Linked DNA regions of Homo sapiens: regions 2 and 3 are each linked to region 1. Evidence: chromatin contacts called from ENCODE Hi-C or POLR2A ChIA-PET data. All regions are on one chromosome and are shown on one strand. Each heading gives the region's core, a stretch centred on a gene start or an enhancer-like site at or near the end of the contact. The rest is flanking DNA. Distances are from core to core; before and after follow the strand shown.

Region 1 (4,861 bases), core at 787-3,286:
TCTTCTCCAAACTCCCCCAAGTAGTGCAAACATGTCCTGGAGAGCCTAGGGGAGCCCAGCAGGAGCCTCAGATGCTGCCCAGCCCACAGTGGGGCAAACCAAGGCTCCAGGAGCTTCATCCTATCCCCAAGCCCCGGGCATCACCTGGTAGGCCAGGGGCCCCCTGTGACCATCACGCTGATGCTTGGCTCTGGCCCCTCGCTAAGTCCTGGGCCTGTGAGACGTTTCACTTGGTCCACTTCTCGAACTCCGTAGCTGGTGGCAGTGGAGAGGAGAGGAGTACAGTTTTGGCAGGAGCCCAGCCAGGGAGAGACCCATCTCCACAGCAAGCTGGACATGCTGGGCATTTGTGGAATTCAGAGAGGGAAAGCCCCTGGCCCAAGGTCACAAGGTGACCTTGTCCACTGGCCCTCTGCTCTCCCACTTGCTCTCAGCTCCAGAGCCCAGACTTCATCCCAGCCAGCCCCTCCCTTGGACCAGAGTCCTAGAGGAGTGTGTGTGTTGTGTGAGCGGCTGAGTGGGAATCTCCACCCACCAGGCCTGCCCTTGGAGGAGGGAGGTGGGGGGCAGGATTGGCAACTCACTCCTGCCAGTTCCGGGAGCAGCTCCGGTCCAGGACATCCGTGTAGACCAACTCGCTCAGCTCCCGCCGCCCCCCAGAGTTTGAGGTATGAAGTTTGGTCTCTGCCTTTGCCAGATTTTGCCACATCTGGAACAAGGAGGGACTGGGAGGCAGGGCCTCAGGACTGCTGCTCAGTTAGGGGGAGGTGGGGAGGATAGGAGCAGAGTCTCTGGGGAAAATAAAGTGGCAAGAGAGCCGTTTGAGCAGGAAGCACCTGTGAGGCTGTTGCATGGCCCCTCCCCCAGCCCCCAAAGCTCTCTGGGATGGGGATGGGGGATGGGAAAGAAATGCTGAAGTGGTAGGTGAGGCCTGGGCACTGGGGTCCCTCGTCCAGGGCACACCTGCCCAGTGGCAAGTGTCATTTTATTTTTATTTATTTATTTATTTAGAGAGAGTCTCACGCCGTTCGTCGCCCAGGCTGGAGTGCAGTGGTACGATCTCAGCTCACTGCAGCCTCCACCTCCCAGGTTCAAGTGATTCTTCTCCCTCAGCCTCCCAGGTAGCTGGGACTACAGGTATGTGCCACCACACCCGGCTAAAATTTTGTATTTTCAGTAGTGACGGGGTTTCACCATGTTGGCCAGGCTGGTCTCGAACTCCTGAGTTCAGGCGATCGGCCCCGCTCAGCCTCCCAAAGTGCTGGGATTACAGGCGTGAGCCACCGCGCCCGGCCGGCACGTGCCATTTTAAACCACAAGAGCAAGGTAAGAAAAACTGGAGCCCAATATTCAATCACACAAGTACTCCCAGGCCCCCACCTCACAGAGACACTGGCACGCAGGCATGCTCAGCAGGTGTGTGTGTGAAGCCAGACACACGCATACTCACGTGCAGGCGCTCACACGTGTGCACTTGCACCATGTACACATAGCCAAAGCCGCCCCGTCAGGGTTGGGGAGGGAGTCCGGACTCAAGGATGGGCCTGGAAAGGGAGAAGTCTAAGGACAAGTGAGTGATTCCCTGGGGTCTCAAAATACTGAGGAGGTCTCCCAGATTGTCTGCTGTTAGGCAGGCAGATGGGTAAACTGAGGCATGGAATATATGAAAGGCTGCATCTGTGGCTTGATGCCCAGTGGTAGGGATTGGGGATCAAAGGCCGGTGGTGGAATGTGAGGTGGGTGGAGGGGTCTGGCTTGAGAAGGGGTGTGAGCAGGGCAGGGTGACAGTGGTGAAGGACTCACCTGGTAAGCCACAGCTCTGCAGGCATCACAGCGCAGGTGAGCGGGCATGTGGGCTGAGTACATCTCCTCATCATCCAGTTGTGGGGCTGTGGCTGTGAGTGGCGCCCTGTCCCCGAGGCCCCCTGGGATGGCCCAGGCTCCCAGCAGCAGCAGCAGCAGTGGCAGTGACAGCCTCATGGCCCCAGGAGCCAGTTCAGCAAGTGTAGTCTGTGGTTGAGGTGCAGATGTGTGTGTGCTTGTGTGGTGTGGGGACCGCCACAGAACACCTGGCCTAGACCAATGGGGAACTGACACCTCACCCCTCCCATCCTCCTCCCACTCCCTCCTCCAGGGCCCCGAAGATGCCACGTGGGCATTGTCCTCTAGCTGGACCCTGGCTCCAGCCATCTCAGCTCCATTTCACAGATAGGGAGCACTGAGGCAAGGAGAGGGGCTGGGCCTAGGCAGGAACACATAGGGGCCGATACTGCCCACATCCTGTGATCTGGCCAAGTGGCAGGCACTGTGCTGAGTGCCTTGTGGGAAGAGTTGGTTGGCTGCCGTCATCTTTTTTTGTTTCATTGACCTTTCTGAGAAATGAGACTGTCATGTTTATTCTGCCTCTTCCGACACAAAGGCTCAGAGAGAGGTGACAAATCCAAGGCCACATAGCTAGAGGGGCCATGCTGAGAAACCCAAGCCTGATTGACCCCAAGGCTCCCTGGCCACTCAACCACCAGAAGGAATGAGGTGTGGCTGCCAGCCTCCTGGGAGGCAAGTTCAGGGAGACAGGGATGCTACAGTGTTTCCAAGACACACATGGTCTCCTTCCCTAGCCCTGAGGTCCCCTCCACCCAGGCCATACCCAGGCGTGGAAGGGCACTGTGGAGGGTGTTGAGAGGCTGTGGCAGGAAATCAGGCACCTCACACCAGTTATTTCAGCCATGATGGCTCCATGGTCAGTGATTTATTACACACCAGGATGAGGTAAAGACACCTGGGGTGGCCCCAGGGCCCTCCATGCCATCGGAGCTGGCATCTCCAGCTAGAAAATGGCCAGTTGTTCTGATTCGTAGCTCTCCTAGTCAGCTTCCAGTCCAGGGCAGAGGGCAGGGACTGCTAGGGACCTGGGCCCCCTGACAGGCCTGGAACAACGAAGGCATCCATCCCCATCCCTGCCACTGCTTCTCATGGAAACTGTCCTTCCCAAACTCATCACATCACACACCAGGCTGGCAAGGGCCAGCCATTTCCGGTTCAGAACTATATACAGACCCCCACGCACACCACCTCCCACCTCATGCAGACCCCCCTCATCTCCCTCAGAGGCTCCTGGAATCTCAGGGCAACTGAAGTGCAGGCTCTGGGCCCTGTCCCTTGCTGTGACTGGTCTGTAGGGCCAGCCCCTCTCTGGCCATTGTTGCCACATCTGTTACTGGGGAGTGGAACCTGCCAAGAGCTTCAGATCCCTCTGGATACTCCACCAGGGGTATCGCTTCTACTGCTGGCCCTAACCCACCTTCTGGCCACACAGAGGGGTCAAGAGGCTCCTGTGGGACAAGAGCCCAACCCTCCCTCTTCTCAGAGCTTCCTGATGACCATTTCACCTACTCCCGATGTAGGGGGTGGGGGACTGAAGCCCCACCCCTGGCCCAAAAATGAGTCAGCTCAGCTCTGAGGGCCAGGCTCCCCATCTTCCCACCCCAAGTTCCAGGCTAACCCCCAACCCAGGCCCTCCCTGTATTCCTTGCTTTGCCTCCACCTGCTGTCCCCCGCCTTAGCTCTTTCTCGGAGCCAGCCTGGCCTGGGCTGTACTGGCCACTTTCCCCCCAGTAACCTCCAGGGCCAAAGCTCAGCTCCTCTTCCTAAGAGCAGACTCGACAGCCAGAGTCCTTCCTGCCACCTCACCAGGGGCACTGGCCAGCCTCACCTCAGCTGGGCCCACCATCAGGGAGGGCAGACAGTTCCCCGCCCTGTCTCCTGCTGCTCCCGTTCCTGCTGCCCCACGGCAGCCACAGCACCTCCTCTGATCGGCTCCTGGGGACAAGCCCAGGGATGCCTCACTTTCCCTATTTGCTTGCCCGCATATACACATATACACACACCCACACACCACACCACACCACGCCCTGGGAATGCCTGGGAAAGGGATACATAATTTTGTTGGGGGAGGAAGTAGGCAGCCACTTCCTGGGTGACTCCAGCTCCACCAGCCTCGGGGCTCAGATTCATTCTCTGAAGATCACTTCCTGTCCGACGACTGACTGGGATGGGTTAAAGACAGAGGCGACGGAAGGAGAGGAGGGTAGGGGCTTGGATGCCAGAACCTCCCAGGCATCCAAGGGCTCCAACTCCATGGGGATCGGCCCGGGGCCTCACAGCGGGAACAATGAACCCTTGCCGGGCTGGGTGGGACCTGAGCTGGAGGGCGGCGCACAGAGGAGCAGAGGAGGTGCGGGGTTGGGGGTCCCGCTCACCGGCAGGTAGTAGGTCCCGTCCAGGGGCCCTGCCTCAGAGACCCAGGGTAGCTGGGGGCTGCCGAGGGCCTGCGGGCCCGGGGACGGTGGCAGAGAGAGGCTGGGTATAGGCCCATAGGCGGGCGGGTAGAGGCCGAGCCCCAGGGCCAGAGGGGTGTAGACGCGGTGGGGCGGCCCGGGAGACGAGGGCGGCAGCAACACCTCCACGTACTGCCCACTCTCAGGGTCGAAGAGCACCCGCAGCCGAGGCTGCCGCGGCGCCTCCACAAAGTAGTAGCGGCCGCTCTCGGGGTCCACCAAGACCTTCCCCAGGGGCGCGGCCCCGGGCTGCCTGCGCGCTCCCTGGGAGGGGCTTTGCGGGGACCGGTCCGTGGGAGGCGCCGAGGCAGCGCGGGGCTGGGCTGGGGCCGTCCTGCCCGCCAACGCCAGGGGCTCCCGCGGGAGTGGCGCCTGGACGGCAGCCGCGGGCTCGGGGGCCGTAGGTGGTGTCTTCGGTTTGGGTGCTATCCCAGGGCTCGGGCTGGCTTGCATCTGAGGGGAGCCGGGGCGGGGCGATCGGACCCCTGCTGGCCCTACGGGGGAGCGCTGGGATGAGCTGCGGG
Region 2 (4,861 bases), core at 740-3,239, 490 kb before region 1:
CATTCTCTCTGTTCTTTCTTTGAAATTCTTGGTAGTTAAATAGTAGACTTTCTCAGTTTATCTTGCATGTCTCTTAAATTCTTTTGTGGTTTCCACATTTTCCATAAGATGAAAATATCTTGGTTTTTCTAAAGAATTTCCTCATTTTGACTTTCTAGGTTACTAATTCTCTTTTCAGTAGAGTTTAAGTCAATATCACTTTAAATTTCTAGAAGTGGTAGAAATTACTACTTTTTTCTTGAACTTCTATTTTGATCCTTTTCAAATCTGCCTAATTATTTTTGAGTGTCTTTTTCCTTATCTGTACTCTTCTGTTAACATAAATATATTTTTTAAATTGCATTTTCGATCATTTGAGTATTGCGTTATTATGGATCTGATTACACAGGTGGTGGTTTTGCTTATTCTTGCCCAAGACGGCTCATTTCCTTGTATACTTTTGTTTTTGTTTTTGTTTTTTTAATTTGTGAGTTCACATTCCTGGAGTTTTATTGTGGGAATTCTTTGAAGCCTGTGTTTAGCTTACCTTCCATGAGGTAAAATTTTCATTTATATTTGCTTCTGCCACCTGCTTAGAGGTACTACTAATACATAACCTCTTAAATGTAAAAGTTTTCTGAACCATATACATAACATAATTTCTATACCTAAACCTCTGCCAGCTTTTGATTAGAATTTGGAGTGGGGTATAGGGGCTTTTTCTTCTTTTCCTCCCTGAGCGAATGCTTAGACTGAGAAATACCCTCTTTCCATGGTGACTTTCTTGATCACTCTTAGGGTTGGTCACTTACTAGGGTTGTTGCCTTTTGCCTGTTCCAGCTCTGCGCAGTCTCTGATCTGAGTCATCTACCTTGAGAGGACCCTGGCCTTGGCCCATTAAAACCCAAGTTCTCATCATGAAATGGTGCCTCCCTGCAAAACCCCCCACCACCCACCAGAGGAAACACTGTTTTGGCTGATTGCTTACTTCTCTGAAGTTCTCCTTTCTCTTTTCTAGCCTCTGACAATTTCTCTTAATTTTTCACCTGCCTAGCTCTGCATTAAAAATTGAAAAAGCATTATTAAAGCATAATCTGTATACCATAAAATTAACCATTTTAAGTGTACAATTCAGATTTTGGTAAGTTTACAGAACTGTGCACCCATCACCACAATCTAGTTGTAGAATTTTTCTATTATCCATGCATACTTCATTTTTCAGTATTGTAAGATATCTTATTTCTCCTAATAAGATCACCAACACCTTTCCCTGGAAATTGGAAAGGTAGGGGCTTATCATCATTTCCCCTGTGGGTTTGGAAGTAGTTGTTAAAAACTTATTGAGTGCCTCTGAAATGTTATGACCTGCATTTGGGACTTTTACTTTATGTACGACAAGTTTGTAAAAGTTGAGTTTTTGATTTTATTGTTATTTTTGACTTTTAGACATTCAGATCATTTTAAAGAAGAAAACTCGGGTGCTAGCTTGGCCCAGGGGCACAGGGGAAGAGATGAATGTTTTGAACTCTGTTCCTTTGGGCTGCTGCTGCGTTGGTGGGTCATTATTTAGACTTAAAAGCTCCCTGTCCCACATCTCTTCTCACTTGCTTACTCCTACAACAGGTATAAACTGTTATGAGAGTCAGTCATTAATTTATTATCAAGAACAAAAAGAAATCTTATCTTGTCTTCCTACAAACATTCCAGGATAAGAGGAACTCAGCCAAATAGGAAGCCAGGAGCAGTTAAGGAAGTGGGAAACAACTTGTGTTCGACTTCAGTAAATCATAAATCTATGTATAATAGAGAAAAATAGTCATTATGGTTACAGAAGGAGCAGGATTGAAATAAAGTCATAATGGGATTTTTTCCTAAATGAAACTTCATTTAACAAATTTTATGTAAGTAAAGATCATCCATCGTGGAGTAAAGGTAGAGCCTTCCTAAAAGACTGAAAAAGTTGTCTGTCATGTACAGATGTCTAATCTGTTGATCTGACACAGGGGGGCTGTGAGTCATTTCCTCAACAGCTCAGATTTGAGCTTGGGTTTTCCTGAAACCAGCAAAACCCAAGGCCGATTGTTTAAATGTTTTCTGAAACCTGCTCTTCCGCAAGGTCCAAACTTCCACACAGTAGGCACAGATGGTACAAAAGAGGGCTGCCTGATCTCAAACTAGTGGTTGTGGTGTCAGTCTTAGCCTACCTCTTCGAATAGTGGGAATCAGAGACATTTTAGTTGTTAATACAAGTAACTGTGGTAGGAAAGATAATAATTTATTCTCCTAACAAATCCAGAGATACTTCTCACTGTTCTACGAAGTCTTGGCTCTGCTGGGTTCTCTGTGGAAGTTAACTGCTCCAAGTGTTTTTCTTTTCTCTTCTCTTCTCTTCCGCTCCCCTCCCCTCCCCTCTTTTCTCTTTTCTCTTTTTTGAGAGAGTCTCGCTCTGTTGTCCAGGCTGGAGTGCAGTGGCGCCATCTCAGCTCACTTCAACCTCCACCTCCTGAGTTCAAGCAATTCTCATGCCTCAGCCTCCCAAGCAGCTGGGATTACAGGGGCGTGCCACCACGCTGGGCCAATTTTTGTATTTTTAGTAGAGGTGAGGTTTCACTATGTGGCCAGGGGTGGGTCTCCCAACTCCTGGCCTCAAGCAGTCCGCCCACCTCGGCCTCCCAAACTGCTGGTATTACAAGCATGAGCCACCACACCCAGCCTCTTTCTTTTTTTGGGACATGGTCTTGCAGTCATGGCTTGCTGCAGCCTCGACCTTCTGGGCTCAAGCTATTCTCCCAACTCAGCCTTCCAATTAGCTGGGACTATAGGTGCGTGCCACCACACCCAGCCAATGAAAAATTTTTTAATGTATAGAGATGGGGTCTTGCTATGTAGCCCAGGCTGGTCACAAACTCCTAGCCTCAAGTGATCCTCTTGCCTTGGACTGGAAGCCACTGCACCCAGCTCAGAGTGTTTCTCATTCTAACCTCAGGATCTTCTTTAGTCTCATTGTTAATAGTTACGTCATTCTAGAGCCCCAGATTTTCCACAGAAAGAGGCATTTAGGAAGCTCCTCTCCTCGCCCTCTCCTTTCACTGTAGTCAGGCCTGACACTAGTATGTGAGGTTAGCCTCTCAGAGAGCTATGGTCATGATGTTGCATTTGCACATTTGTCATTGTTAGAAGTGAGTAGCCCTGTCCCTGGGGGGTGAATTGAAGCTCATTCATCTGGAGAAGACTGTTAGTGACAGGCACTCCTTCCTCCTCCCAGGCCTCCTGAAATAGGCAGTGTGCTCTTGTAGAACATTACTGCTTCAACAGTACACCAGAAATATTTTAAAGTAATGTTTTAAAATAAAGAACAAGTCTTCCATAACCTTTGTTTTGTTAGTGTTTGTAATCATGAAACAGAAAAGATGGTTTAACAGCCATTTCAGCCTTAGCCACACACTACCCTCATGTGTCTGATGTAGAGAGTACTTACGTAATCTTTTGCTTCTTTTTTAAAAATCTTTTGCTTCTTAATTTAAATATTTTTCTGAGTTTTAAGGATTCATAAGATTGAGAATATAGATTGAAATAAGATTGTGCTAGTAGTGACTGTCCTGGATCCAGCATTCAAGTGGCCTCCTAAATGATTGGAATAGGCAGGGTGCTGGGCACCTCACCAGGGATCTTTGTTTTTTGTTTTTGTTTTTGAGACGGAGTCTCGCTCTGTCGCCCAGGCTGGAGTGCAGTGGCGTGATCTCGGCTCACTGCAAGCTCCGCCTCTCAGGTTCACGCCATTCTCCTGCCTCAGCCTCCCGAGTAGCTGGGACTACAGGCGCCTGCCACCACGCCCGGCTAATTTTTTTGTATTTTAGTAGAGACGGGGTTTCACCGTGTTAGCCAGGATGGTCTCGATCTCCTGACCTCATGATCCGCCCGCCTCGGCCTCCCAAAGTGCTGGGATTACAGGCATGAGCCACCGTGCCCGGTACACCAGCGATCTTTGTTAGTCACAAAATGCTAATTTTTTCAATGATCATCATCAGATTTTATGTTTGTTGTTCAAAATGTCGTCTTAAGGCAGTGAAGCAATAGAAGTTGTAGATTACTCTTCATGAACACATCTAATTCAAGCTTTCTCCTTCAATGAATATTTGTTTCCTTTTTTTTTAAGTCTTACATTTTACAAAATTTATCTTAGGTCATATTTTGCAGTGATTTTTTAAGCAAACAAATAGAAATCCCCAGTCATCTCTGTAGATTTGTCATCCTGAAAAGAAATGTCTCTCTGCTTGGGTCCAGATGACAGAGAAGGTGGAACTGTAAGTGTCAGGGAGTATAAGTGTTGCTTCTTTATGTGACTTTGAAGGACTCATAAACATCAGAGATCTGACTTTCCAGTTCCTTTACATTTTTATGTTTAAATTGCACGTTAACTTCTTTTGTTTCTCCTTGTGTTTGGGCATTGCAGGATTCTGATAGTTAGCAGTCTTATAGAAAGCTGATAATCCTTAACTGTAGCACTACAAACAACTGCCGTAATAGTGTATAATTTTTCTGATGTGTTTATGTGCTTAAGTTGGGCGGAGGAGTGAAAATCAAAGGTTATTGCCATTGCCCTTGTTTACTCTAGCATTTAAATTCCCAGAAAGTGCCTCTGATATTCAACTGCCTACGCCTTTATCATTCATAACTCAGTTTGCAACTGGGGTAAAGATGTGTCTCAGTACCGTGTATTCAGTTGGGCCCAGATATTGCTAATGGAATTGGCAAGCCTGTTCATTTAGAAATATGGATAAGTGATCACAGCCTTAGCAGTCACTACGCAGTAACATTCCAGAGCTTCAGCAAAGGAAGTATGACACAACCTGGAAAGATTGTTCCTGGCCACGTGAGCTGT
Region 3 (4,861 bases), core at 1,380-3,879, 300 kb before region 1:
ACCTTTTGAAGAACTTTACTTCTTACCCACCCTCTCTCCTGAAGCTTCCACCTGTCCCTATGTACTAGAGTCTCTCATCAGCATTTATAAATAGTTTCTTTTTGTTAAAAAAGACATAAAGAGTCCATCAGCAGATGAATAAACAAATTTGTCCATACAATGGTATCTCCATACAATGATACATTATTCAGCCATAAAAAGGCATGAAGTATTGATACATGCTACATCATGGGTGAACTTCAAAAATTATTATGCTCAGTGAAAGAAGACAGACACAAAAACTCATGTATGTATGACTCCATTTACATGAAATATCCAAAATGAGTAGATCCATAAAGACAGAAAGGAGCTTTGTGGTTGTCAGATGTTAGAGGATAGGGAAATGTGGATAAACTGCTCAGCGGGTATGGGATTTCCTTTTGAGGTGATGAAAATGTTTTCGGATTAAATAGAAGCGGTGATTGCACAACATAATGAATGTACTAAATACCACTGAGCTTCTCACTTTAAAATGATTAATTTTATATTATATAAATTTAACCTCAATGTAAGAAAAAGAATAAAGAAAAACTTCCCTAGACCTCTTCTGGGTAGCATCTTTTCTCATCTCCTTTCATTTTTCTTATACTGATAACTTCTCAAGGAATGTCTAGACCTCCTTACCCGCCATTCACTCCAAAGCCCACTCCACACCACTCCACTCTCACCCAGTGACAACCACTGATGCTTCTCACTCCTCCCCTCCTGAGATTTCTTGGCAGCACATGACACAGGAGGCCAGTTCCTCAGTCCTAAAGTAAGTATTCTGCCCTGACTTCCTTGAGACTGAATACCTGATGAGTTCCTGCCACTACAGCCTCTCCTTTGCCAGCTCACCCTCTTCTACCTGACTGTTAAGAGTTGAAACTTCTCAGGATGCTCTTGATTCTCTTCTGGGGCTCATCAGTTCTCATGTCTCCAACTGCCATCTAGATACACATACACACAAACAGGAGCGCACAGAAATAAAACTAGAATGACCTACTGGATAATAAAACATATTGCAAAACCTCTACAATTAAAATGGTTTGATACTGGTGCATGAATAGACAGAATTACCAATGAAGCAGAAAAGAACATTCAAAAACAGACCCAACTGCACACAGAAATTTAATATACAGTAAGAGCAGCATCTCAAATCTATAGGGAAAGCACTTTCTTTTTTAGACAGGGTCTCGCTCTGTCGGCCAGGCTGGAGTGCAGTAGTATGATCACTGCAACCTCAAACTCTTGGGCCCAAGCGATTCTCCCACCTCAGCTTCTGGAGTAGCTAGGACTACAGGCACGCACCACTACACCTGGCTAATTTTTTTTCTTTTTTGTAGAGACAGGATCTCTCTCTGTTGCCCAGACTGGTCTCAAATACCTGGCTTCAATCCATCTGCCCACCTCAGCCTCCCAAAGGGCCGGGATTGTAACAGGAGTGAGCCACTGCACCTGGCCAAGTCAAACTTTTTAATAAGCAGTGTTGGGATAACTCAACAGACATACTGAAAAAGGTAAAAATTAACCCCATGTCTTATGCCTACATGTCAAGATAAATTCCAAACAAATTAAATCTTTAAATATACAAAATGAAAACATATAAGTACCAAAAGAAAGCATAGGTCAACTACTCTATAATCTGGGAGTAGTAAATAATAACTTTCCTAATTATAAGTTGGTGGCAACAACTTGTTGAAAGTAAATAACTTTCCTAATTATAATTCAAAATCCAAAAGAAATCACAAAAATATTAATTTGATTATGCAAAAATAAAAAGTTTTATAAAAAATAAAAATGCATGGAAAAATATCATAAGCAAAAAAGACAAATGTCAAACTAGGTAAAGTATCTGCAATTTAATATCATAGAGTGTTAATATCCCCAATATATAAAAAACTTTTAAAAAATAAGGAGAAAAAGACCAAAAACACAATAGAAAAAAAAGACTACAGATATAAACAGGCAGGTCACAGAAAAAGAAATACAATGCTATTTGACTCTATGAAAAGATGTTCAACTTTGCTCATCACATGACAAAGATAAAATAAAACTACAGTAGAAAACTGCTTTCCACCTATTAGGTTGTAAGTACTTTGCAGGCGAGACTAGGGAAATGAAATTTGCATATACAGCCCCTATAAAGGGGAATTTGACAACATCTAATAAAATTATAACTGCATTTACCCTCTGACCCAGAAGTCTGACTTCTAGGAAGTGACTGCAAAGATATGTTGGCAATAACCTGGATGAGCCTGGAAGTAGATTCTTTTCCAGAGCCACCAGAAAGGGACACAGGCTGGCCAACACCCTGGTTTCAGGCTGTGAGACCCTGAACAGAAGACTCGGCTAACCAGGACCTAGATTTCTGACCTACATCAACTATGAAATAATAAATGAGACGGTGTTTGAAGCCACTAAGTTGGTGGCAATTTGTTTCACAGCTGTAATTTGCAATACAGCCCTGCAGATGGGGGAAAGGGTTCACACCAAGGCTGGAAATGGGAGTAAGTGGACTGTGTGAGATCTTAGGCCATCTAGTTTGGCTGAAACAGCAGACAGGCAGAGCTAAGGACTTAGAATAGCTGAGGTTCTTGAGGCCAGCCCTCCTTGCCTGACCATCCAACGGGAGTATGGGAGCAGGAGGTGAAGAAAAAGGTCAAGGAGGGGAAACCCCTGGCAGGCTGCATCGCTGGTACTGATAAAAAGCATATGATCACTAAGACTTCAGATTTACCCTAAAGAATCTATAAGTACTTCTGTTTCTTCTACTTTCCCTTCTCCCTCTAGGCCTCCCCTCCCTTCTTTCTTGGACACTCAGACTTTAAACTGGATGACCTTGAAAAAGGTAGGAAAAAAATTTTAACAAAAAGGGAGCCCATTATTTGGTAGAAATTTCTCCTTTGTAAGTTTTCCTTTTATATAAGTCTATTTCTGTAGATAAATTGAACCCAACTGTGATATTTAAATCGTTTTAAGAAAGTACATTCTGTTTTACTTGCAAAAAGAGGGGACCCTTGGCCTCTTCCTTGAGACAGGCGAAATGGAAGGGGATGCAAGATACCCTGCTTATTTATCTCCAAAAGAAATCTATAGCCCCAAGCCCAGCCCAATTTTTGTGCCCAGCAGGAACAGGCCTTTGTTCAGAGAACACCACAGGTATGATGGGCACCACACCAAAAACAGAAAGCAGAACCGCTACATCTTTGGGCTCAAGACAACGGGAACATGAAAACAACAGGAGATGGAGAGTGCCAGGCACAAGGGAAATACCTTTTATCTTACATTTTGTTGCTCCTAATGACCTTGTTCAGGCCTCAAATCAGTATGACTTCATTCTTTGGGAAGTATATTCTATGGAAGCTTTAAAATATATTATGAGGTTGCTATGGTTTAAATGTGGCCTCCAAAGTTCATGTGTTGGAAACTTAATCCTGAATGTGACAATGTTGAAAGAGGTGATTAGGTCATGAGGGCTTTGCCCTCATGAATGATTAATGTCACTATCACAGGAGTGGGTAAGTTTTCGCAAGAGTAGTTTATTAAAAAAGCAAGTCCAGCTGGGTGCAGTGGTGTGCCCCTATAGTCCTAGCTTCCCAACTACATGGAAGGCTGAAACGCGAGGACTTGCTTGAGCCCAGGAGTCCAGCCCAGGCAACATAGCAACACTCCGTCTCTTTTGTTCCCCCCCACAAAAGGCAAGTTCAGCCCCATTCTGCTCTCTCTCCAGCACCTGCTCTGTCACCACATGATGCCTTTGGCCACGTATGCCACAGCAACTAGGCCCACAACAGATGCAGCTCCTCAAACTTGGATATCCCAGTCTCTAGAATTGTAAGAAATAAATCTATGCTCTTTAGAAATTACCCAGTCTCAATTATTCTGTTACAGCAGCATAAAATGTACTAAGACAGAGATAAATCAAGTTCTAACACAGGGAGACAGGTGTTATTGAACAGGTGCCGTCCACAATCCTTCAGAGCGCAGTTAGCTCCATCTCTCTTCCCACACTAACCCAGTCCGTGTGTGTGAAAAGGTAATAACCTGACACAATCTCCATACCCTGGCCATTGCGCTGAGGATAGAAGAGATTGGTTCTTCTCCGTGATGGTTAATGGAGGTCTTCAAAACTCTTTCAATCCCTTACCCATTACATTTTTCTAAGGTACTTTTAAATCCTTTCAACTCTGTATCTACAACACACTGTGTGAGGTAAATTTTCTTTCATTTGTCCCAAATTTAATTCCCTTGGGATCACATGATGTCAGGCTCTACTGAACAGGATTTGTTGAACCAGTCCACATTCCCACTATCTTTACCCTATAAATTTTCAGTGCATGGCAAAGAGAAGCTCAATACATACTGTGAGTAGATGAATTTTCCTTCTCTGGCTTTACTCCACATCAAAAAGTCCCATGCTTTCCCCCACTGTCTTCAAATCCACACATACTCCACATCTGTCATGGGCTGAACTAGAATCAGAAATAAGTGTTCCTCCTCTCAGGAAGCCAGTCCTGGATCATGTTTCAGGTTTAAACATGAAATGGGGAGGGTATCATCATAAACCAGCCCTCACCTGCAGCGGAAACAATTTCTGCCAGGAAAGTAGTAAATGAAGCTATTTATTTGCTCTTCCTGCTGATGGAGTGAACACATCGTGTTTCTGTACAACCCACCTCCAACCTGACTCTCATTTCCATGCTGAGCAAAAGTGGAAAAGAAACAATAGGAATCATGTCCCCATTGGAATGGGAAACCACTGGAAATCTCAAAAGAGAAACAAAGGCCTAAACACAAACTCCTCACACACCTTAAGAATAAACAGGTGATACAACAGAAT

What was found. Hi-C counts contacts between places; a loop is a spot of excess contacts on that map. ChIA-PET counts read pairs that join two places held with the same protein, here RNA polymerase II (POLR2A). Pooled maps may share reads with other maps.
Region 2: POLR2A ChIA-PET joins it to region 1 with 10 read pairs in Panc1. The contact joins the enhancer-like site here to the promoter of MZB1 in region 1. POLR2A ChIA-PET finds 5 or more read pairs at or near these places in 3 of 52 experiments (Panc1, WTC11 and activated CD4-positive, alpha-beta T cell).
Region 3: a map with no recorded cell type shows a loop between it and region 1 (8-fold over the local background). The contact joins the enhancer-like site here to the promoter of MZB1 in region 1. A Hi-C loop is called at or near these places in 12 of 37 single-sample maps with no recorded cell type and 4 of 50 pooled maps. POLR2A ChIA-PET finds 5 or more read pairs at or near these places in 1 of 52 experiments (PC-9).

Annotation. Positions count from the first base shown.
Region 1 is chr5:139,387,877-139,392,737 of GRCh38, forward strand. It overlaps MZB1 (marginal zone B and B1 cell specific protein), which reads right to left and starts at 2,037. Exons shown (of 4, transcript NM_016459.4): 1 at 1,804-2,037; 2 at 585-709; 3 at 145-255; 4 at 1-45. The coding sequence starts at 1,980. It overlaps PROB1 (proline rich basic protein 1), which reads right to left. Exons shown (of 1, transcript NM_001161546.2): 1 at 2,716-4,861. The coding sequence ends at 4,158. It also overlaps a transcript of SPATA24 not described here. RefSeq lists enhancers at 104-153, 174-721, 722-1,269, 1,270-1,817, 1,794-2,203 and 1 more and silencers at 3,174-3,223, 4,494-4,861.
Region 2 is chr5:138,898,767-138,903,627 of GRCh38, forward strand. All of the region lies in intron 9 of CTNNA1 (catenin alpha 1), which reads left to right. Among named protein-coding and RNA genes, the nearest start is that of LRRTM2, 26 kb to the left of the region's middle. Within about 2 kb of position 1,990, at least 4 of the 41 ENCODE cell types and tissues checked have a DNase peak (open chromatin) inside an H3K27ac peak, as active enhancers do.
Region 3 is chr5:139,089,427-139,094,287 of GRCh38, forward strand. The region is part of intron 3 of SIL1 (SIL1 nucleotide exchange factor); the gene reads right to left. Among named protein-coding and RNA genes, the nearest start is that of SIL1, 110 kb to the right of the region's middle. Within about 2 kb of position 2,630, at least 4 of the 41 ENCODE cell types and tissues checked have a DNase peak (open chromatin) inside an H3K27ac peak, as active enhancers do.